2 separate regions of the Homo sapiens genome follow, and region 1 is linked to region 2. A link is an interaction called in ENCODE POLR2A ChIA-PET data of the cell type or tissue named here. Cell type or tissue: PC-3. All regions are shown on one strand. Links, peaks and the distances in the headings refer to the core of each region. The heading gives the core; the rest is flanking DNA. Region 1 holds the start of RFPL3S (RFPL3 antisense). Region 2 has its middle 50 kb from the start of RFPL3.

The links. Peaks named below come from ENCODE experiments on the same cell type or tissue, not always from the same donor. Only the 100,000 strongest peaks of a DNase experiment are listed, where the experiment ranks them.
Region 1: POLR2A ChIA-PET joins it to region 2 with 16 read pairs; 2 of 35 experiments call an interaction of 5 or more read pairs at or near these places.

Annotation. Positions count from the first base shown.
Region 1 is chr22:32,360,212-32,377,738 of GRCh38, forward strand. RFPL3S (RFPL3 antisense) reads right to left here and starts at 11,053. Exons shown (of 5, transcript NR_104232.1): 1 at 10,987-11,053; 2 at 10,688-10,730; 3 at 8,286-8,356; 4 at 7,479-7,503; 5 at 1-628. It overlaps RFPL3 (ret finger protein like 3), which reads left to right. Exons shown (of 2, transcript NM_001098535.1): 2 at 41-950. The coding sequence ends at 621. LOC339666 (a long non-coding RNA gene) reads left to right here and starts at 16,453. Exons shown (of 3, transcript NR_038918.1): 1 at 16,453-16,510; 2 at 17,115-17,526. It also overlaps the pseudogene IGLCOR22-2. In PC-3, for the core only: no CTCF peak of the experiment used is centred there; no DNase peak of the experiment used is centred there.
Region 2 is chr22:32,303,985-32,311,984 of GRCh38, forward strand. It overlaps a transcript of SLC5A4 not described here. Among named protein-coding and RNA genes, the nearest start is that of RFPL3, 50 kb to the right of the region's middle. In PC-3, for the core only: no CTCF peak of the experiment used is centred there; no DNase peak of the experiment used is centred there; H3K27me3 peaks cover 2,535 bases.

The DNA.
Region 1 (17,527 bases), core at 4,969-12,968, 61 kb after region 2:
TTCTGTCCACTTGCTGAGCAACTTGTTTTCCTTTTCACAGTGGATATGACCTTGGATGCCGACACAGCCAACAACTTCCTCCTCATTTCTGACGACCTCAGGAGCGTCCGAAGTGGGCTCATCACACAGAATCGGCAAGACCTTGCCGAGAGATTTGACGTGTCCGTTTGCATCCTGGGCTCCCCTCGCTTTACCTGTGGCCGCCACTACTGGGAGGTGGACGTGGGAACAAGCACAGAATGGGACCTGGGAGTCTGCAGAGAATCTGTTCACTGCAAAGGGAAGATCCAGCTGACCACAGAGCTTGGATTCTGGACTGTGAGTTTGAGGGATGGAAGCCGCCTCTCTGCCAGCACGGTGCCGCTGACTTTCCTCTTAGTAGACCGCAAGTTACAGCGAGTGGGGATTTTTCTGGATATGGGCATGCAGAACGTTTCCTTTTTTGATGCTGAAAGTGGTTCCCATGTCTATACATTCAGGAGCGTCTCTGCTGAGGAGCCACTGCGCCCATTTTTGGCTCCTTCAATTCCACCTAATGGTGATCAAGGTGTCTTGAGCATCTGTCCTTTGATGAACTCAGGCACTACTGATGCTCCAGTCCGTCCTGGGGAGGCCAAATAAGCCGCCACTGCAAAAAAAAACAGGGTCAGAAAATTACTTGGGTGGGTAGACTTAGGAATTTTCTACTTGGTAAAAGCATTATACAGTCATAGGAGAAAGATATGGGACATTTCTATAATCTATATTCTAATTTGATTCGATTATTGAGTCGTAAGTATTAATTATTGCCACCATCCAACTCATTGAGTCTTATGGTTCACATCTTGTTTCCTATAGAAATGTTCTGTATTCTCGGATCAATTTCCAAATGCTTTACTTTTTCATTTCTGTAAGTTCAAATCAATGTTTAAATTATAGAAGTTATGAGGTAAATAAACATTTGGATATCACCTAATGCATCATGTGATTTTCTAAATGATAGGAGTGCAATAGATTTTATTCATAGTAAAAACATGAGTGTGTGTGTATGTGTGTGCGTGTGTGGGTGTGTGTGTATTTGAACGGAGAGCTGGATAAATGCCTATGTCCTATCCAGAACTGAAAAGTTATCGCCATCATTGCTCAGTGTGGGTAACATTTTCCTGGATGTGTGTTCCTGCATTAATGAAAATTCCCCCCAATTAGTTATTGCAATTATTAATTGTAATTGCAATAAAATTAATAAATTCATTTTATTAATTTATTAAATTAATAAATTAATTAATAATTAAATCTTTATGCAGAGATTAATAAATATGCAGGCTAACAAAGCAAAAAAAGATAACACACATTACTAATATCAGAAATAAAAGAGGGGCCATATCTACCAAACTGTTGGTCATTAAAAGGATAATCAAGGACTATTATGAATGACTCTATTCCCACAGTTTGATAACTAGGTGAAATGTATCAATTCCTTGAGAGACATAATCTTCTCAAGGTCACACTAGGAACACAGACAATCTGAACAAGCCTCTGCCTATTAAGTGAATTAACATTAAGAACATTCCAAAAAAGACAACACCAGAACCAAATGATTTCTCTTACGAAATCCACCAAATTCTTACGAATCCCAACATATTTTCACAATATAATCCGAAAATTGCGCTCTTAGGTACGTACTCAGTTGAGATGAAAAGTTACGTCCACACAAAGCCTGCACAGGAATGTTTACAGCAGCTTTATCTATAACCACCCAAACTAGAAGCGAGCAAGATGTTTAAGAGGTGAATGAAAAAACAACCATCTATAAAACACAATATTATTCTGTGATTTAAAGGAGTTCTCCATCAAAGCATAGAAAAGACAATGGCATGTATCAGAAAGACTGTGGGGGCATGCATTCATGTGGATGAGACCACACAGGCAGCAGAGCAGGGTGACTTTAAGTATATTGATGAGTGAAGTAAGTTCAGCTGAAAAAGCTACATAATATTGGGCTGGTGCAAAAGTAATTGTGGTTTTTGCCAGTTGAAGAATGGAAAAACCGCAATTACTTTGCACCAATCTAATATATGACTCCAACTGTATGACATTCTGGAAAAGGCAAAACAAAGGGGATGGTAAAAATACCAATAGTTGGCAAGGTTTCTGGAGAAAGAGGACAGAGATTCATAAGTAAAGAAGAGGGAATTTTTGGAGCGGTGAGAGTATTCCTTACGAGATCGAAATGGTAAACATAACAGTAAATATTTCAAAATTCATAGAAATGTGTAACAGGAAAAAGAACACTATGAGAATGACAGACTTTAGGTACTAATGTATCAATATTTGCCCATTACTTTTAGCAAATATAACACAGTAATGTAAGATATGAATATTAGGTGGAATTATAAGGTAGGGTGAGAGAATAGAATGATGTGGGAACTTTGTGTATTACATGCTAGATTTTTATGTCAATCTAAAACTCCCTTGGTTAAACATTCAGTTTTAAAATTATAGCTCCACTGTTTCAGGGAGATCACAATAATGTTCAACAATTGAGTAACGTCTAGAGATTAGTTTGAAAGATTGTCTTACTATTAAATGTGAATCAAAATTGACTTTTAAATGTATATTTAATTTTGTGATTTCAGCAATACCTCTTGATTAGGCAAATAAAAATTTTGGCACATTTAAACATATGGCTTAACCTCCTCTATAGCTTCTTCTAACATATGGGACACTGAATACAATCCACAATTGTTATTCTTAAATCAACTTAATAAATTTCCACGGTACCTTCATGTGAGTGCACCCGGTGGTTTGCCCAGAGTCCAGGTTGTGTCATGTGCCTCTTGGTGTAGAGGCTATATCTTCTTAAAATTTCTATCAGAGAAGAGCCTGGTTAATCTTTTTGCAATGCAGAGAACTAATGACATGTTACTGACAGAAGACCAGAGGGAGAATTGTGATAATTGGTTCTAACTTCTGATCCCATTGTTTACTGGCTTCCAAGCAGAGCCATCTGAATCAAAGTTAGGTCTCAGGAAGATCGTGGAGTTCAGTGAGCACTTTATACATGGATTAGAAAGACTGCGTGGGCGATGGCTTCACATAGGTGAGACGATACAGAAAGGCAGAGGGCTGGTGTAGTGAGGGACCTGCACCCCAATCCCACTAGAGCCACGTAGACCTGGGAAGGTCATGTAATCCCTCGGCCCTCAGATCTCTGCGCTGTCATGTTAAACTTTTCATAGGGCCTACTTATTAATCTCACAGTATGGGGCTAGAAAAATCACTAAATGCAGGAGAATATTAAGAAAGAGAATCAGAACTTCAGTAGTGATGTGTAAGGGTTTACTAAATGCCAGAAGGAATAAGCCGGAGACTTAGTAGTGGCTGAACACAGAGAGGCTGCTTGGGTGGCTCCAGGCCAGTGGAGGGTGGTTCCCTGTTCATCTTTTACGTGGGTGTGATGCCTTACAACTTCTGGAGGACATCTCCTATTATCTCCGGGACTCCCCACATCAGCCCGGCAGGGTGGGCACAGGAGGGGCTGAGTATCACTTAGAGATGGTGAGAGATTTGCAGAATCCCATTCTAATGAGTGAAGGATCTGGGGGTTGGAATAAATTTGGTTCCCTAGAGACAGAGATTCCTGAACAACTGAGACCTCTATATCGTGCCCTGGACCACTGATCAAAGGGACCCTTTCACTCTCTTTCTCCAATACTTTTATTCCCAAGGTGTGTGGAAAGACAGAGTTCGTGCTCGGGAAGAGTCGCCTGAGATGAAGACAGGTCCCTAATTATAAAGCATTCTTTTCCTCTGCCTTTCAAATCTTCCACCCCAAGTATGACACAGTTTCCTTTAAAGGATGTCACCTGTGGGACCTTGGGAAGCACAAATGCGTGGCCTTCCTCCCCCACTCCCTTCACCCTGTCAGCTGCCTCTCAGTAACTGTTTCCTCCAGTGATCACAGTGAGCGACCAGTGTCTGCCTGTCTCCAAGACTGCTCAGGCCTTAGAACAATGCAAAACATCTATCACAAGATGCTTCTGCAAGTAACAACTTCTCTCCCACTTATCAAACCTGAATAAGTAGCTAATGCGAATTAACTGAAAAAGAGGCCATCTGGGCTGGTGCTTTGGTGGTTTAATGAATTTAGTCTGCCACCCCCACTTTCTCCTTGACTGCTGATCTGAGCCACCTGGAAAAAGGTGTGGCTAAGAATGGGCAGCAGGTGCACCAGCAGGGAGTGTACACCTTATCAGCTCATTCTTTCCCCATCAAAGATCACTTTCTATTTTACAAACTCCACATCCATTTCTTGACCTTGCCGTGGCAGGGGACAGTCCTATCTCCTGTCAGAAAGACCCCTCCGGCCAGGCGCAGTGGCTCATGCCTGTAATTCCAGCACTTTGGGAGGCCGAGGTGGGCGGATCATGAGGTCAGGAGACCGAGACCATCCTGGCTAACATGGTGAAACCCCGTCTCTTCTAAAAATACAAAAATTTAGCCGGGCATGGTGGCGGGCGCCTGTAGTCCCAGCTACTCGGGAGGCTGAGGCAGGAGAATGGCGTGAACCCAGGGGGTGGAGCTTGCAGTGAGCCGAGATCGCGCCACTGCACTCCAGTCTGGGAGACAGAGCAAGACTCTGTCTCAAAAAAAAAAAAAAACAAAAAACCCTCCATAGCCACAGCCTGGAAACCTCTGCCCCAGGACTCTGCCCCAGGACTCTCATTCAAGGTTCACTCTGATCCCCCTTTCCCTCTGACTCCAGATGTCCCTTCCATTAACCCAATGGCTCTGCCTCTTCTCCCAATCCTTCACCAGTGAAAATGCCACTGATTCTCTCTCGTGAGCCCTCTGAAAGTCTTCTCATAAAATACCACTCTTCATCCTATTTTTTTAAGTCCACCTCTAGATCACTAACATTTGTTTTCAGATTTTGGGTTCCACATTCAGAGGAATGTTTCTGTCCTTCCACTTTCCAGTCAAGTCTATTATTGCAGGAGTGGAATCAAGATTCTCCTAAAATGATAAAGCACTATGGCTGTGTTTGCTGTGTATTCTCTGGAAGTGTGTGCCCAGGATTGCCAGTCTTTATTATTTGGTAGAAATAAAAGTAAGTCACATGGTCCTGATATTTACATTTTGAGTTTTAAAAATTTTTATATTGTTTTCATCAAAACTCACTTTAGATATTAATATGTTCATCTTGGTATTTTCTTCTAAATGCTATAAACCTGTGTTTCCCATTATTTGTTTCTCTTAGTGAGCTATATCCTTCTGTGAACCCCTGCTTGCTCTCAGAGGGATCCTAAATACAGAAATGGAGATTTGCATTACTGTTTGGAAAGATCTCATTTTCCGTTCTCAGAGCCTCCTATGTGCCTTAGAGACCACCGTGTCCCTGCTTTAACCCTATGTAATAGAAACAAATAAGATCTTTATTCTCAGAAAATTCAACAGTCTTCAGAGGAACCCACATTCTTACACAACTCTGTCATCCAGGTCTCAGGCAAAGCCCTCATAACTTGGCAAAATTTAAGGTATCACAACTTTACAAGCTTCTATTTGTTATTATAAAGATGTGCCCACTTTTAGTAGAGATTTTAGCAACAGTTGCCTAGTTAATAAAACATAGAAAGTTCTAGAAGAAAGCACATAAAGAACATACTATGTAAAATTTGACCTAAAAATGACCAATCTCACAGGGACACACAGAGCTGAACAACACACACGGGGCTATCGGATGGGGGACGGTGGGAGGAGGGAGGATCAGGAAAAATAACTAATGGGCGCTAGGCTTAAAACCCAGGTGACAAGATAATCTGCACAAGAAATCCCCATGACACAAGTTGACCTATGTAACAAACCTGCACATGCACCCCTGAACTTAACAGTTAAAAAAACTGGTGGGACAAAATGAGATACCATTTCACACCAGTCAGAACGGCTATTACTAAAAAGTCAAAAAACAGCAGATACTGGCAAAGTTGCAGAGAAAAGGGAGCACTTATATACTCTTAGAGACTGTGTAAATTAGTTCAACCATTGTGGAAAGTAGTGTGGTGATTCCTCAAAGAGCTAAAAACAGAAATGTCATTCAACCCAGCCATCCCATTACTGGTTATATGCCCAAAGAAATATAAATCATTGTACCCTAAAGACATCCACACATATGTTCACAGCAGCGCTATTCATAATAGCAAAGACCCAAATGCCCATCAATGACATACTGGATAAAGAAAATGTGGTACATATACACCATGGAATACTATGCAGCCATAAAAGAGAATGAGATGATGTCCTTTGCAGGAACATGGATGGAGCTGGGCGACAGAGTGAGCCTCCATCTCAAAAAAAAAAAAAAAAAAAATTGTGCCGGGCGCGGTGGCTCATGCTTGTAATCCCAGCACTTTGGGAAGCCAAGGCAGGTGGATCATGAGGTCAGGAGATCGAGACCATCCTGGCTAACACGGTGAAACCCCATCTCTACTAAAAATACAAAAAATTAGCCGGGCATGGTGGTGGGCGCCTGTAGTCCCAGCTACTTGGGAAGCTGAGGCAGAAGAATGGTGTGAACCCAGGAGGCGGAGCTTGCAGTGAGCCGAGATCGTGCCACTGCACTCCAGCTTGGGCAACAGAGCAAGACTCCGTCTCAAAAAATAAATAAATAAAAAATAAAATAAAAGTTAAAAAATAAATGACCCGTCTTATTGACTAACCTCACCACGGTCTTATGGATTCAATTAACCTGTTCAATTCTTTTTTGTGTTTACTCCATCAACTTCCTGTGTAACTGCACTCCACAAGGCACATAACCACACTCCACAAGGCACATAAAACCACTGAAGAGAGGAGGCAAATGAGGTCTTTTATCCTCCCCTTCAATTGTCTTACAAAGCTCATGCCTGAGTTTAGAGCATAAGTCATCAGTTTAGTCATAAGTCTTATAACTTCCCAAATGAATGCTTTAACTGCAGCTACAGTACATATCATGTGTTGAGTAGCACTTCTCATGTGCTTTTAAGCAACTCTTTCAATATTGAGAGACAAGATTCAATACTAGGGAAATATTCTATGGTATTACATCATTAATTTTATGTTACAGAGACCATATATTGAAAATGTATAAATAATGAAGTCCAGTCTTACTTTCAATACTGTGTGTAAGTTCATTGAGTGTGCAGACCCCTTAAGCTTGCACTCACCTGTGTGTTAGACACACATTCACAAACACATCACACAGACCTACACATAGACACCTTCTGCCTTGGTGCACACAAATCCACCCCACCTAAAGTGAATATGCCTGTTTCCAGGGATTGCACATAGGTGACAAGAGTTTGTCACCTGAAAAACCAGTTTTAGTTCACCCCAAATTCTCGTTCTTTCCAGGTGTCTTGGATCATGGAGATGGTCTAGATGAAAGTCAGCAATTAAGTTCCACATTTCTTATACATACACTTTTTTTTTTTACACCTGGTGAATGATTCCAGAATACATACCATTTACTGTGTTCCTTGGGGTCACCTGCAATTAGAAGAAAGAAAACACTCTGAGGATGAGATCATACTGTGGGCTGTTTGCACAGGTCTTTCGTTCTCTTAGGGGCTCTTGGTAACCAAGATGGGAAAGAATGTTTAAGTCTAAAGCCCCAACATCTAGAGTAGAGTTCATCTGTAGAAAGCACAATAGCTTTTGTTGAAAAGTATCTTTGTTGGCCGTGCTCAGTGGCTCACGCCTGTAATCCCAGCACTTTGGCAAGCCGAGGGAGGTAGATCACGAGGTCAGGAGATCGAGACCATCCTGGCTAACATGGTGAAACCCTGTCTCTATTAAAAATACAAAAAAAAAAAAAAATTAGCCAGATGTGGTGGCGGGCACCTGTAGTCCCAGCTACTCAGGAGGCTGAGACAGGAGAATGGCGTGAACCCGGGAGGCGGAGCTTGCAGTGAGCCGAGATCGTACCACTGCACTCCAGCCTGGGCTACGCAGCAAGACTCCGTCTCAAAAAAAAAAAAAAATCTTTGTCAAGACCATTTTGAAGTAGCAGTTACAAAATACTTAATCTAAAGTGGAAAGCTTGTTGCAGAGGAAAGTGTCCCCTAACATGCTGTGTGTGACCCAGCCCTGCCAATTCCAGATGTCCTCTTCAATCAGGTGTCAGTGGGTGGGGTGCACCCCTCCATCCCCAAGGAAACATCATCTAACACCTATAACGCACCTGATCATTTTTCTCTATCTGATATCAATTGAAAAATGAAATAACCAAGAAAATTACACACATGTTAGGCAAAGACAGGCTACTTTACCTTGGTAACAGAGAAGGGGTCCTCACTTGCCCACTCTTTGGAATCCACCTTCCATTGATCTTCTGGGGGAACTGAAAGGACACAACATGACTGTCAGTTCATTGGTGGTGACATGAACAAAGGGCTAGAACTTATGGATGTGGTTGGTTAACAAGCATGAATTGAGCTTCTCCTGGGCCATCCTCTTCTATGGACCAAGGAAGGCAGAGAGACGGGCAGAAAGGAAATGAGAAATAGAGCCTTTGTCTTTCCAGGTAATAGCAGATGAAAGCGACACGAAATACTCAAACTTCAAATGAGCAACTACTAAAATGCATGCTAGAATTCAACCACAGAGTCCTGTCACTCCCTCAGCCCATTTTAAAGTCCAGCAGAACTGCCACTGACTCCTTGATATTGACCAACTCCCTTTCAACCTCCACAGACCCCCATCTGCTGCTGTAACATTTAACATCTGGGGTATAGGATTCAGCCCCTGTTTATGTGTAAATTTTTATTGAGGAACTAAATTCAATATCAGGTACCAGGGCTAATTATATTTACTCAATTCTTTGTTATAAATCAATTATTAAAAACTGGAAAATACTGAAATACATGTTAAAATATCCACTGTAAATCAAAGATCTTCCTTTTAGTCTTCCCTTCCTATCCCTTGTGTTTGCAATCATTGCATGAGGGGGCCTAGTTTCAGCCAGGTCTAGTTCACCTAGCCATATGAGGTCTAGTTTCAGCCCAAGCTACCCACAGTGAAGGAAGGCAGAGTGAGGAGATGACCCCATGTGAGCACCGAGGCTCTTTAACCCAGCTGTACAGGAGAGTTGCCACAAGGGTGACACCTGAGGCTAATTGTGAAGTGGTATCCTGTGTTCTGTGATTCTTGTGCCTTAGCCACCTGAGTAGCTGGAATTACAGGTGTGCACCACCACGCCCAGCTAATTTTGCATTTTTAGTAGAGATGGGGTTTCTCCATGTTGGTCAGGCTGGTCTTGAACTCCTGACCTCAGGTGATCTGCCTGCCTCGGCCTCCCAAAGTGCTGGGATTACAGGCATGAGCCACCGCGCCCAGCTGCCTTATTTATTCTTAACACATGTAAGTGCCTCTAACTTTCGATTGTTTCCAAGTCATGGAACGAACAACCTCCTTAGAAAGAACTCTGAAGGATAGGTCAGGAGAACTAAGTCACACAATCCATCAGAAACAGTATTAACAGTTTTTCAAAGTTACACTTTATATGCAAACTTGTACAATTATCATCTTATTATTTTTAAATGTATCTTTACATATATGTATGTGACCTACGTGTTTCCTGGTGTGAGTAAATCTGTATGTTCTTGGTTAATAGTGTTTACCGATTCATTTCACTTCTCTATCTTTGTATGTTGAAATATGAACTACTCTCTGGATGAGAAAAAATGATTACACTTGATTATATTTACCTTTGGAAAGGTAAGTGGTTTGGGTGATTGACTATAATTGTTATCTCTATCATTTTGGATAAACCCCAATCATAAAAATAAGTGTGTTTTGTTTCACACACTGACACATAGACAATACACATTCTTACTTCTTTTCAAAAAGTTAATATGTGAATATAAATGACATATTCCAAATTTACTAAACTGAATACACATTTCATGAAAAAGGAGAGAGGAAAGACATACTAAAAACAGGCCAGGGCCTGGTGTGGTGGCTCACGCCTGTAACACCACCACTTTGGGAGGCCGAGGCAGGTGGATCACCTGAGGTCAGGAGTTCAAGACCAGCCTGGCCAACATGGTAAAACCTTGTCTCTACAAAAATACAAAAATTAGCCGGGCATGATGGTGGGTGCCTGAAATCCCAGCTATTCGGGAGGCTGAGGCGAGAGAATCATTTGAACCCGGGAGGCGGAGGTTGTAGTGAGCCGAGATCGCACCGTTGCACTCCAGCCTGGGCGACAGAGTGAGACTCCATCTCAAAAACAAACAAACAAACAAAAAAACAACAACAAAAGACAAAGATGGACACACTTCGTTGTGTTAAAAGCCTCAAAGACATCTGCATCATTCTAGCTTTGCTCCTAATTTTTAAAATTAATGATTTTAATAGGTTCTTAATTAGGTAAAAACTGCATTAAAACATACTTTGCCATATTTTTCCCAGAAGGATACCTAATTGGGTGGTTTGAGGGGTGCCAGATGTAACAGGAAATAAGACATGTCTTTTAAATAAAGGAAAAGCTCAAAGGCATCCTGCTTGATACTAGAATCAAATATATAAATTGAGGAATAAAACATAACCGGGAAACACATTTATAACTGCATATGAAAAATACAGAGGAGAATTTTTTAATAAAATATATTTTTAAATATTAACTAGTACATTTGAGAGGACAGCATTCAACAGGCCAATGTGAACATACCTTTAATGCAGGAACTCAGGTTCCCCATAAGAAAGACCAGAATCTGTGAAAATGACAGCAAGCATGTTCAACCTGCTATGAACTTTGAAAAACTCAGCACAGACAGTGGCAGTTAGGACCGAGGGCAAGATATACCCAATCACATAACCATGGTGATAGGAGCATCATCAACGTCTCAGGGTAAAGTCACAATGTGTATTGTGAGGTCCGCTTTCTGCTGCACCAACAAGAGTGCTTTCACACGCACAGGAGGGTCATTAAAGATTAGGCCTTTTACGGCAGGGAGTGGTGGCTCACACCTGTAATCCCAGCACTTTGGGAGGCCGAGGTGGGTGGATCACGAGGTCAGGAGATAGAGACCATCCTGGCTAACATGGTGAAACCCCGTCTGTACTAAAAACACAAAAAATTAGCCGGGCGTGGTGGCGGGAGCCCCCAGCTACTCGGGAGGCTGACGCAGGAGAATGGCGTGAACCCGGGAGGCGGAGCTTGCAGTGAGCCGACATAGCGCCACTGCACTCCAGCCTGGGCGACAGAGCGAGACTCCGTAAAAAAATAAAATAAAATAAAATAAAATAAAAGATTAGGCGTTTTACTTAAAAAAAAAACAACAAAACCCAAGCTCATTAATTACTATTCTGTGCTTATTAAAATAAGTTTTAGGAGGAGAAATTGTGTACCCCAAAATACACTCAATGGCAAGAATTTCAAACTGAGCAGGGGCAAAACCGATATGTTAGTAACAACCAGAAGTTCCATTCTCGATTCGAAATTCCATTGCCAAATATTTCTACCATTCCTGAGTCATCTAATATTTCTAGAACCAATAAGCAAACTGTTCAGAATTAAAGACAGCATAAATGGATATTGTTATAAAAGTCATGTTTCTTAAAAAGTGACATTTTTTAAAGTCACATTTTAAAAGTCATATTTCCCTAAAAAGTCATATTTCTACCATTCCTGAGTGATCTAATGTTTCTAGAAGCAATAAACTGTTCAGAATTAGAAAAAAGTGTTACTTGATATTATAAAAATCATATTTCTCTCACAATATAATTATGAAACTTATTTTTCCACTTATCTCTATATATTACTATGCACTTATTTATCTCCCAAACTTTGTGAATTCACAGAGGAATTTGTCTACCATTGTGTATGTAAACGGCTGGCCATTCACTGAGTATTTAAAGGAAAAAAAAATCACTATATTTTCACCAGTGCATCTTCTCGGTGGGGTGAACACTTTGGGTGAATACATATAATTTTTTATTTGAGACAGGGTCTCACTCTGTCACTCAGGCTGGAGTGCAGTGGCTTGATCATGGCTCACTGCAGCCTTGACCTCCCAGGCTCAGGTGATCCTCCCAACTCAGCCTCCCATGTAGCTGGGACTACAGGTTCTTGCCGCCATGCTCAGCTAATATTTTGTAGAGATGGGGTTTTTCCATGGTGCCCAGGCTGGTCTTCAACTCTTGGATTCAAGCAATCCACCCACCTCGACCTCCCAAAGTATTGGGATTAGAGGCGTGAACCACCATGCCCAGCCTAATACATATAATTAAAGTGTTTCTGAATGCAGAATTTTAGATAACTTTCAAAATGTATAACTACGTGTGTATTCTGGCTGATACATAACACCCAATTGCAAATACTTTTATGATATGCCCAAGAAAACAAGCTGTTGAAAGTGACCTGCCCTAAAATAAATAGAACAAATGAAAATTTTAGGGTTAAGATGAGAGAGTTGCTATGTTTCAAAGAGAATAGGTACCCTTCATGATATAAATATTACAGTACAAATGTCTATCATTGCTAAGTACAAATTTCTAGAACAAATAAATAGGTCACAAATGATGTATACAATCTGCATTAATATAGATGATGCTATATTTTGTCCAGTGATTATAAAACAGAGGGTGTAATGGGGTAGGTGCTGAAAGAATAGGTCATTCTGTGTTGTTATAAACAGAAAATTTCAATGGCTTCCAGATTGAACAAATATATGTATATACACAAATTATACACACACACACACGATACTATAGTTATATGTGTATGTGTTTGTATACTCAGAAATGCAGCAAACTAAAAAAAAACTTTAACAATCCCCACAGATTCATGCTTCTGAATGCTCAAATGGAGGAGAAAATTTAAAAAGAAGTGGAAAATATAGTGAGAAAATCTACTCATCCTATTGGAGGAGCTGATATCTATTTTAAGTTTAGAGAGGCAGGCTTAAATAAGTAAATGTTTAGGATTTGAAATTTAATTGTACAAGTATTTTTTTCGTTGAATTTCCTCCCAACTTTGTAAAATCATCAGATCAAAAACACATCATTTGATTAGGGTGCAGTTTTATAGTACCTAACAATCAAGATTTTGGAAAAAAAAAAAAAAGTTGATGATGGTGAATTTTGATAAATTCTAACATTGTCCTAGTTGAAAGAGGTAAATATGTTTTTATATGTGCTAAGAATTGTCTAATTTAAGAGTACAATGATGTTGTTATGACTGTTGATAAATTTCAATCGTTTTTGAAATTATAACTAAAAGAATGTTTTTATTTGGCTATTATTCCAGTTGATTTCAACAATGCTAAGTGAAATACATGTATCAGAACAAAATCATGATGATGTCACAAATGTTAACTATCTAATAGCTACTGTAGGTCAGACTTTTTTTTAATTTGAGTCTAATTTGTTTCTTCCATCTTAAAACTCTCTAACATGAATTAAAGGGCTAAAAAGATGTACTGATTAGACATTTTTGATTAAAGGTTTGGTAAACTAAACAGTACTTTCATCTAGCATTAGGAATATTGAAAGCAAGAAAATGGATTATTTAGTAACTATGTAAAATGCATTAGTATTAGAGTTGCATTACTTAGTATTGTGGTTGTCATCTAGCTTTTTTTTTTTTTTTTTTTAAACGGAGTCTTGCTCTGTCGCCCAGGCTGGAGCGCAGTGACGCGATCTCAGCTCACTGCAACCTCTGCCTCCCGGGTTCACGCCATTCTTCTGCCTCAGCCTCCCGAGTAGCTGGGACTACAGGCGCCCGCCACCACGCCCGGCTAATTTTTTGTATTTTTAGTAGAGACGGGTTTTCACCGTGTTAGCCAGGAAGAAATGTTAGTGTAGAAAGGTAATATATTCCAAAAGAATCTGTTTTTCTTAATGAAGAGTATCCACACAGACACTCATAGCAAAAAAAATTATAAGATGCATCAGAGATAAATAAAATAAAGTGTAGTCTTCCTAGAGCTGGATTTAGTTTCTGGTTTGATTTATTTTAACGACAGACATAAGAGATCACTTCGTAATGAAGTACAATTTCACACTATAGAAACAGAGTAAAAATATCTTTTTGAAGAAAATGCCAAATCTACCTTTAATCTCAAGGAAATAGGATCGCTCAAATAGATCTGTTAGCATGTTACATATTAATAGACAACCTGCTGTGTAAATTACTTAAAAGCCATCTTTTGCAAAAATTTTCTCCCATTCTGTAGGTTGCCTGTTCACTCTGATTATCGTTTCCTTTGCTGTGCAGAAGCTCTTTAGTTTAATTAGATCCCATTTGTCAATTTTGGCTTTTGTTGCCATTGCTTTTGGTGTTTTACTCATGAAGTCTTTGGCCATGCCTACGTCCTGAATGGTATTGAGTTCATGTCCTTTGCAGGGACATGGATGAAGCTGGAAACCATCATTCTTAGAAAACTAACACAGAAACAGAAAACCAAACACCACATGTTCTCACTCATAAGTGGGAGTTGAACAATGAGAACACATGGACACAGGGAGGGGAACATCACACACTGGGGCCTGACGGGGGTTGGGGGCTAGGGGAGGGATAACATTAAGAGAAATACCTAATGTAGATGATGGGTTGATGGGTGCAGCAAACCACCATGGCACGTGTATACCTATGTAACAAACCTGCACGTTCTGCACATGTATCCCAGAACTTAAAGTATAATAAAAAAATAAATAAAAATTTAAAAAATGGTTAAAAAGCCATATTTTAAAAGGTTTTTAAAATTCACAACATACTCCATTTTTGATATAACTTCTAATATTTCTTCTCTGTGGTAGAAATTTGTTCCTGAGAAATAAGAGGCCAAGGATATTACAAGAGCACAAAAAGTTTACATAAATGTGTTAACATTTTAAAGGCAACTATATATGAATAACATTAAAACATTGTTAAAAATTTATTAGAATGAATAATAAAATCATCAAGTTTATACTTAATAAGATCAAATATATTGCTTATATAATTTTAAAAGTAGTGCAGAATGTTTATTATTCTAGTCTCACTAAAAATGATAAACTTCAAACATATCTATAGGAAAATAATTACAAAACTCAGCAAGTAATATGGGAGATAATTTGAAGAAATGTTGAAATAGTTTCTTACATAAAGACACTAGGTATTTCTTTCATAAAGGACACTAGGTAAAAGTTCCAGCAATGAGTAGGGAGGTGATCTAGGTACATTTTATTATTGATTATTGATACAGGTTTTCTCTTGAGAAAGTGCACAGTTGGGCTCTTCTCTCTCTCTCCTCTCTCTCTCTCTCTCTCTGCAAGACAGTTAACAACAATAAAACCCACCTGGTCAACCCATCGACAACACTCAGCTTTATCCCTATCCCTCTCTCACCGTTCCTCTAGGGACACAGTTACCCTGTGGTTTCTCCTGGGTTCTTTCTCCTTCCTCCTCCAGATCCCTGGGATCAGCCATCAACCCTCCTGATACCCCCTCTCCTGTTTGGCTGCCTTCAGGCTCTTTGTTGAACCTGACACCAAAGGATGTCTTTTTAAACTGTCAGTTTCATCTATTCTGCCTCCAGTTCACAACCCGAAACAATCCCAGATAATGAATCAAACCAAACCCCTCACTGACACACAAGGACCTCTACAGTCTGGATTCAAATGTCCTTACCTGACTTGACACTTACACTTCACTTGTTCAATCTTCTCATCAATGATGTATTCTGTCATCCCCTCAGCATATCATTGCATTGAAAATGTCTCTTTTTTTTTTCCAAAGCCCTATCTTTCCAAAGCTAGTAATGTGTGAGTATTTGTTCCAGAGCAGGACCCCACAGCCCAGTGAGACCCAAGTCACAATCACCTCTTTCCCTGGCCTCTGTGGAAGGAGCTGCCCAGGACTTTGCTCCCAGAGCCCTCTGCAGCCTCCCCGCAGCCTCCTTTCATTGGGTGGAGGTGATATTTTGCCCATGTCCTTCTAGTAATGCAAGAAAAACGTATTGAAAAATGCTGTCTTTCTTTTAGTATCAGCAACTTGGGCCATGGCCCAGGGCGTGGCCATAGATACTTCTAGACTGACACTCACTAGGCTCTCAGGCCGACACCACTCACATGACTTCTACTGAGGGAATGCAGTCTGGCGAGAGAGCAGCAGGAGACACTGTGGATCTCAGGGTCTGTGCAGTGGGCAGCCACAACTGTGCCAACCCCCTCCTACCCCACAAATTCCGCAGGGCTGGGTGATGGAGCCTGCACTCACTGAGGCTGACCTGGAAGCTGTGCCCTCCCTGGGTGTGGTTCCAGCACCCACTTCTTCCCAGGTCTGGCCTGTCGGACTTCCCCTGTCCACCAGCCCCTAGGACTTGAATAAATACATGGGGTAAAGTAGAGGCAGGCAATGTGGGGACACATTGGCATCTGTAACTCCTCCTCTGTGAGGTCAGTGGAAGGGATAAGAGAGGCCTGGAGCAGCCCACTCCAGCTCTGGACCTCAGAAGGGCTGTGTCCACCATGGCTCCTGTCCTCCTGCTGCTCCTCTCTCACTTCCCAGGTAAGGACAGGCCTCCCACGTCCAGGGCAGGTCCCCCAGGCTTCAGCAGTCCCCTCTGGCTCAGATCTTCCAGCAACTTCATGCTGGTAAGTGAGCCAGCAGCCATATCCACCTGTGTCTGCAGGTTCCCTCTCCCAGCCTGTGCTGACTCAGCCGCCCTCCCTCTCTGCATCTCTGGAAGCACCAGCCGCACTTCCCTGCATCCTGAGCACTGGCGTCCATGCTGATTTCTATTGGATATACTGGTACCAGCATAAGCCAGGGAGCCCTCCCTGGTATCTCCTGAGCCACTACCAAAATGTACTTCATGACCAGGGCTCCAGGGTCCCGAGCTGCTCCTCTGGATTGATGGAAGGCTGGTCCAATAAAGGGCTTTTGCTCATATCTAAGCTCCAGTCTGAGGACGAGGCTGACTAATTACTGTGTGATTGAGCACAGCAGTCCTTCGCACACTGACACACAGGTGGGGAGGCGGGATAAAACCTCAGCCTGCTCAGAGTCTTGTTCTCTGACAATGTTTAGATATTAAAATAACTCACATATACAAACTTCACAGGAAAGCACTTTCTGGCTCAAAAAATACTCTCTTCTCAATTCTCCATAGAATGTTTCTGAAGTCTCAGGAATGCTGAAAACAAAAACAAAAACCTCCTGATACACTGCGGTGTTGCCCGGTTATCTAGATGAGCAAAACTCAGAGCCTGTGGAGTTGACTTTTTTATTATTATTATTTTTTGGAAGAAGAGAAATGAGCCTTTCCTAGTTTTCTTTTCGGCCAGAGGCCGGAGACCATTCAAGCAGGTAGACAGTCGCTACAGCATGGACTACTGTCTTTGAGGGATCAGAGCAGAAACCTCCTTGTCCCTCTCCAGTCACCTCCCTCCAACCCCGATCATCTGTGCTTGGGGCTGCCTGAGGCTCCCCGTGACCCAGGGATGAGGCACTAAGGTGTGAAATGAGTGAGGACACAGGTCCCAGGGGAGTTCCAGCGAAGATGTGGCCAGAGTCACTCACAGG
Region 2 (8,000 bases), core at 1-8,000:
GGCCATTCTAATAGGTGTGTCATGGTATCTCATTGTTTTAATTTGCATTTCTGATGACATATGAGATGGAGCATCTTTTCAGATGCTTATTTGCTGCCTGTGTATCTTCTTTGGTCTTTGGCTCATTTTTTAATCACGTTGTTTCCTTTTCCTTTCTTTTTTTTGAGAGTCTTGCTCTGTCATCCGGGGTGGAGTGCAATGGTGCAATCTCAGCCTACTGCAACCTCTGTCTCCTGGGTTCAAGTGATTCTCCTGCCTCAGCCTCCCAAATAGCTGGGACTGCAGGCATGCGCCACCATGCATGGCTATTTTTGTGGGGTTTTTTTCCGTATTTTTAGCAGAGATGGGGTTTCACCATGTTTGTCAGACTGGTCTCGAACTCCTGACCTCAGGTGATCCACCCGCCTCAGCCTCTCAAAAGTACTGGGATTACAGGCGTGAGCTACCATGCCCAGCTTGTTTTTTCTTTTTCTTTTTTGAGACAGGGTCTCACTGTAGCTACCAGGCTGATCTCGAACTTCTGGGCTGAAGTGACCTTCCCGCCTCAGCCTCCCAAATAGCTGGAATGACAGGTGCAAGCCACTGTGCCTGGCTCTGTTTTCTTATGGTTGAGTTTTAAGAATTCTTTGTATATTTTGGCTAATGACCCTTTAGCAGCTGTGTCTTTTTGCAAATATTTTCTCCCGTTCTTTGGCTTGTCTTTTCATTCTCTTGATAGTATTTCACAGAGCAGAAATGTTTAATTTTAATGAAGTCCAACTTATCAATTCTCTCTTTCATAGATCGTGTCTTTGGTGTTGTATCTAACAAGTCATTGCCAAACCAAGGTCATCTAGATTTTCTCCTATGTTCTAGGAGTTCTACAGTTTTTTTTTCTTTTTCACTTAGGTCTATGATCCATTTTGAGTTAATTTTGTGGAGTGTAAAGTCTGTGTTCAGATTCGTATTTTTCCACGTGAATGTCCACTTGTTCCAGCACCATTTCTTGAAAAGACTATTTTTTCCTCCATTCTGTTGCTTTTGCTCCTCTGTCAAAGATCAGTTGACTATTTTATGTAGGTCTATTTCTGGGCTATATATTCTGTTCATTGTCTGTTCTTTTGCCAATACCACACTGTCTTATGTAATCTGCTTTTCAACTCATGTACCGAGACCTTAATTTGGGTTATTATGTACTTTTAAAAAAATTTCTCCAGTTTCTAATCAGCTCTTTAAAAATTTTCCTGTATCTTTTTTTTATGGGTTTCAGATGTGATTTTATGTATTTGGAGCACAGTAAGCAAGTGTGGCTGTGTGAAGACACGTGTCTGACTGCTCCCGGGCTTGTAGTCTCTCTGCCTGTCTCCTAATCCTTGTGCCTCTGTTGCTTCTTCACATTGCTGCCTTGTGTACCTGCTGATCTCTGATTGTGTGCCAGGAAAGATATATTTAACAAATTGTTGGCAGAAATATTTTGAAGCATCGGATGACGAGACCTCTCTGGAGAAAAACAGTATTTGCCACCATCCATTGCCTGGGGGTGCCAGCAGTCTGGTATCCCCATCATCAGATTTCAGGTGTTGAGGGCCTCTGGGCCCCAGGTGAGGTGGGACTGGGCTGCAAGATCTGGTGCCGCTTTTCTCCACTGTGCAGCCTGTCCCTTCTCCTGCTGGCGGGTGGGGCCAGAATCAACTGTGTTCAGCGTGAGGGACACACGGTCCCAGTGTGAGGGACGGTGGCTTTTCAGGAGCACGGTGCTCATTAAAGGTGGTTACTCTGTCCCCTTGCCTACGAGATGAGAAACAAGAGGCACATGGCATGTCACACCAGGGGCCACTGAAGGCATGCCGTCTGCAGTGATTGGCCCTGTCCCCCCACCCCCCACGTGCTTTCGGCTCTGTCTCGTCTGGTGCCAGTGCCAGATTCAGGGCACTGTCACTCCTCTCTGACCTTGCCCCTGCCCCTTTAGAGGTGGCGTCCACCTGCCATTGGCATTGAGTGTGCAGGATGGACTCACGTGCCCAGTTCCCCCTAACACCACCTTGGCTGGGACCCCAGTCCCTGGTCCTCCATCCTCCCCTACAGAATGACAAATTATGTGGGCACAGGTTCCCTTGAGCTCATTTTGAAACATTGAAGCAAACGTCAATCTAGGGAACAGTTGACATGACACTCCTTTATTAAAACCTAGGGACATTGTTATAAAAATTACTGTATATAGGCCGGGCGCGGTGGCTCACGCCTGTAATCCCAGCACTTTGGGAGGCCGAGGCAGGCAGATCACGAGGTTAGGAGATCGAGACCATCCTAGCTAACACGGTGAAACCCTATCTCTACTAAAAATACAAAAAATTAGCCAGGTGTGGTGGCAGGTGCCTGCTAGTCCCAGCTACTTGGCAGGCTGAGGCAGGAGAATGGCGTGAACCTGGGAGGCGGAGCTTGCAGTGACCCGAGATTGCACCACTGCACTCCAGCCTGGGCGACAGAGCAAGACTCGGTCTCAAAAAAAAAAAACAAAAACTACTGTATATAAAGACAAAAGAGCAACAGCGGTCAGTGAAAAACTCATTATTGTTACACTCCAGTATTATTAGGAATGTTTTTGGTTTTCCTGGTTATCAGCTCTCAGAGAGACCCCATGCCTGCTCACATGAAGCCAGAGTTTACAGGAGAGAAAATATTTCCATCCCCCAACCCCTGCCGCTGTATGCCCTTGTCTGGCTGGCCCTGGGGAGGACACATCACCCTTTTGTGGGAGGTCTCCTGCCTTGTTAAGGTGACTGAGCCTCTCACCCTTGCAGCCCCCCACCTCGTTACTGCACATTGTCCAGACACTGACCGCTTGGTTATTTGACTATGATGTATGCTACTAGCTTTAAAACGGGAAATGGGGAACAATAGGAAGAAACTGGGTATGAGAAACTGACATGCAATTCCAAGAAGAGGCGCTCTCTCTTGGGCCACCAGCTTGGTTCCAGTTGTGGCCAGGGTGGCCATGTCATCCATAGTTTTTGATTCTGTGCTCAGGGATGGCGCTGACCAATGTGGAATCCTGCATATTTGGGAGGCTGGTTTAGGGTCATTCAACAGGGTACCTCATTGTACCAACCCAAGGGTAACCATTCTCAGTGCAGTCTATGTAAACGGTATCCCTGGGAGCCCATTACCATTTATGGTACAGTGTCGTGAATGGTGCCTACTGGAGGGTTGTGAACCCTGCAGCAGCCCTGGATTTCAGTCTGTTAAGGGCAAATCTGTCAGGGCTTTGATGTGAAGATAGGAGTTTTAGGTACAGAGTAACTAATAGTCAAATCTGCTCTTCATCAAGCATTTATCTAGCATCAGCTGTTGGCCAGGGGTTTGGACTAGAAACTGGGGTGGTGGGAGCAATGACACCTCCAAGGTCACTTTCATGGGTGGGACTTCTGAATTCATTTTGTGAATCTGAGTGTGTCCGTTAGGCACAAATAGCCATTTCACAGGTGGTCCCAGCTATAGCAGGAATGGTTCCCAGAAGGGCCCTGGGTACAGGGCCAGGCAAGTGGCAGGCGTTCGGCAAGTGTCTGTTGAATAGGTGAGGGAAGTCCATGTCATTGAATGGGTTTTCTAGGAGGATCCTGACCTCTTCTAGCTCGCCTGACTGCTTAACATTTGAGCTTTTCGGGTCACAACCCCCAAAGTTGTTTGCATGCACTGAAGCACCAGTGTGGGACGTGTTGGTGCTACAGCAAGGAACTAGGGCACTGTGCCTGGCATCTGGTACATAGTAAGTGCACAGGCTTGTCTTCCGGAGGGGACAGGGCATGGCCCCAGCCCAGTGATGTACTCCTGGACTGCAAAGGGCAGTGATTAGGGCGTCATCCAGGCATGGCCTGACTGTCCCAATGCTGTGGGGACCAGGCAGACACCCTCTGATACCCACCACGTGAGCAGGATGATTAAGAATCCCTGCAGTTTGCAGGGATTCTTACATGTTTCCAACCCTAGATTTTCACGGCAGACAAAATCAACCCACGTGGATGTCTCCCTGCAGTGATGGGTGGCCCTTCAACATTGATAAGACATGTTCCCAGTAACTGCATCCAGGTCTGTTATTCCTTCCTTCCTTCTTACCTACCTACCTACCTAGAGTCACTCTGTCACCCAGGCTGGAGTGCACTGGTACGATCTCAGCTCACTGCAAGCTCTGCCTCCTGGGTTCACGTTATGTTAATTTCAAACATGGGGGAAATCTGTAAATTCACTTCTGAAGGCTCTTCCTGTTGATGGGGACCAGTACACCCAAGTTGAAAAATTAAAATAAGCCAATTAAAAAATTTTACAAGTCTGCACCTCCAGGAACCCCATGTCCTTGAATGGCAGTCTCTGATAGACACGGTGATTGCGAAGGCAGCCACGCCAGTGGAGGGGCCTGGGTGTGGACAGCGGCTAGAGGGATGTAAAGGGCCTGGCGCCACCAGGCTGGAATCCTGACCTGACCTGGACAGCGGCCTGTGGGGGAGTCAGTGTCAGGCTCAGCCACACCCACAGCCCTAGTCTGTTTGACATGACCTGAAGAGAGCTTTTGGGATGACGGTTAACTGGAAACCATCTCCTGGCCAAAGAAGCCTGTTAACCCCCATTCCTGGCTGTGTTTCCCCTGACATTCCCAAGTCCTTCTCTTCAGCTCTGGGACACATTTGAATCTTTCTGATGATGAGGGGAGATGCCACCCACCCTGGGAACACTGTCAGCTGCCTACTTGCTGCTTTCTAGAGCATTGGAGACAGCAAGAGGGACCAGATCTACCTATGAAATCACATGTATGTGTGTGAGGGCATGTGCTTGTGTGTCCATGCATGTGTGTGCATGCACAGCTGGGTGTGTGTGCACCCATGTATGCATATGTATGCATGTGTGCATGTATGTACTTGTTTTCAATTGAGGCCTGTTGCACATGTTCCCAATAACTTCATCCAGGTCTGTTATTCCTTCCTTCCTTCTTACCTACCTACCTAGACAGTCTCACTCTGTCGCCCAGACTAGAGTGCAGTGGTATGATTTCAGCTCACTGCAAGCTCTGCCTCCTGTGTTCATGTTATGCTAATTTCAGCAATGGTTATGGTCAGCTGCTGGCCTGGCAGCTGGAGGGTACAGGTGAGGTGGGTGAGCAGGCTGCTTCTCTAGGTGCAGGGCATGTTCAGAGGCTAACATGAGGGCAGCGAGCCAGCAGGCACTACCAGCTATTGGTTCTGAATAGAGATTCCAAAACACACAATAATCACACCATACACAGATGAGAGGGAAAGCATAAAACTGCTCGTGAATCACACACAGTTCCCAGTGAGAAACAGTCCTTACAAACGCGGTAGTTCTGCAAAGCAGCCTCGAATGCAGATTCCTCTGTGGACATCTTATCCTCTTGTGTTTTTTTGTATTATTATTATTACAAATTACATGGTGATGGACAGAAGCTCACAGCAAAAAGTAAGAGTAGGCAGCTTAAAAAATCAGGTTGAGTTGCTAAAAACCGGTAACTCTAGAAATCTATGCTTGAACTTGTCACTACCCTGCATCTTGTTTCTCAGGGACACTCTACTCATTGAAGGACCTGCCAGCCATAACCACAGCAGGATGGGGACAGTGTTTATCACAATGACCTGGGGACCCACGGGGTTTTCAGGAGCCCTTGACACCACTGGGGGATTGAATACACACACACACCTGCTTTCCACACCGAGTGTTCACACCCAAGTGCACACTTCTCACCCCTCGGCTCCTCCATGAGACAGCAAGGGCCGTGACCCCCTGGCACCCCACCTCACACATTTGACAGATAAGAAGCAGAGGCTCTGAGAGGTTAAGTGGCTTGTGGGGGTGACCTGCGGGAAGGAGGGTGCTGTGGCTGGCTGCACTCTGCACCTGCCTTTGCTGCAAGCTATCTATACCATGTGTGCTGGGTCTCGGTGATCTCTGCTGAGGCCTCTTCCTTGCCACAGAATGTTCCAGTCCTCAGCCCAGCTGCCCAAGAGGGACTTGGCAGAGCAGCAGGACCACAAACCCCATGAGTTTTTCAGTTATTCCTGAAAAGACCTCTGGGTGGCAGCGGGGTGGGGAGGGGGGAGGGAGGACGGGGGATGGGGGGGGTGGCAGAAGGAATGTCCTCCTAGAAGGTTGTAAATCTCAAGGGATGCTTACGTGAACTCCAGCTCTGTCTGTTTGGCAGTGACCTGTGACCTTAGGTGTCCAGGAGAGGGAGGCAAGGCCACCAGTTCCTTTTTGGCAGAGTAAGCACCTATAGAGCATCATCCAGGACAGCAGGACATGAGGGTTGCAAACTCCTTAAATACCCATCTGACTCCTTCCTCTTACTGATGGGGAAACTGAGGGAACAGACCTTGCCTGAGGTCCCGCTGCTCTCAGTGGCAGAGCTGATGTCAGAATCTGGGTCTTGGGCCCCCACCCCAAGGCTTCCTCTGCCTTCCAAGGCACTGCACGTGGGACACAGCTGTGGCTGCCCCAGCTGGGCTAGCAGACAGGCTGTGCACCCCCTTATGGCAACATGGGCCTGGGGGGTGCCCTGGGATTGCTCATGTCAGGGGAGAGGAAGCCATGCCTTTCTCTAATTGAGACCCCCCAGCACAGGTTCTCCCACTTTGCCTCTGCCAAGCCATATGCCTGGACACTGGCAACACTGCCTGGAGGAGACAGCTGGACCCAAAGACTGAGGCCAGGGGCCTGGGTCTTCCACAGCTGACCTGTGTGACCCTGGGCAAGCCACTTGACCCGGCTGAGTCTGTCTTCTCATCCATAAAATGGGGAGAGCCCCTTCTTCATGGGGCTGTTGAGAGGATGAAGAGCCAGGGAGAATGGAGGATGCTTTATGCCCTAGCAAGTTTGTTCTGCTTTTCCAAACGCAGGGCATTGTTTGCACAGTGTGACTCACAGTGGAGCCCAGGGCTGGGCACTCTTGCCCTCATCTCCTGCCTTCCCTCTGGGTCCCAGCCACCTGGCTTTCTTATGCTTCCTTGAAACCACCAAGCCTGTGCCTGCCACAGGGCCTTTGCACTAGCTGTTCCTTCTGCCTGGAATGCTCTTTTCCTATCTTTAACGCCCATTACTCGGTCCTGTGTGTCATTCAAATCTGGCCTTCAATCATCTGCTCAATAAGGCCTTCCCAGACCACCCCAGGTCCACGAGGGTCTCACTCACTTGTCCCTCGAACTGAGTTCCCGGCAGAACACTCGCCGCCCTTGCCACCTTCACTGTATTCCCGCCCCAGCTAGAAAGCCAGCACAGTGAGCAGGGACCTGCCTTGCTCACTGTTGTGTCTGGTGAATGGATGGGCAGTCAGTGTGAGAACACTAGGTCTGATGAAATGAGGAAACTGGGTCAGAGGACACACATGTTTATTAAGCAGGGCCTCCTGAGCTAAGAACTGGGGGAGATTTGGTATCACTAACACCCATGGAATGAGTGTGTCTACACTGGCAGCGTGGCCTTTGGAGATGTTTGTGATCATTTAGGTGATGCCATCCATCTCATAGGTGCCCCGGGGCAGGAGTGGAGGTGATTAGCTCTGTGGGTGGATGTTACGGGCATCTAGGCTTATGTGGAAGTCCCAATTCAAAGCGGGTGGATTTCTAGAACCCTCCTCTCTGGGTTTCCATAGCCTCGTTACCCTGCCCAGCAAAGATCCATGTGTCTGTGTCTCCCACCAGATGGGAGGCTCCCCAGGGGCAGAGATGAGGTCTGACTCATCTTCTGTCCCCATCACTGCCCAGCATGGGGCCTGGCGCACAGCAGGTGCTTAGCCAGAATGTGCTGAGTGGATCAGCGCTCTCGGCGGTGATGGTGGAGAACTCAGGGCGACAGCCTGTGGAGGCATCAAGGAGATGCTCCTGGCATTGTGCAGGGTGTGCCCTGGCTGGGGATCACGTCATGTCCAGGGAGTTGGAGCCTGGACTTTGGGTTCCTGCACCCCTGAGGTCAAACGAGGGGTTGGTCTCCTCCTGGCCATGTGGCGCCTGGGCACCCCCCTT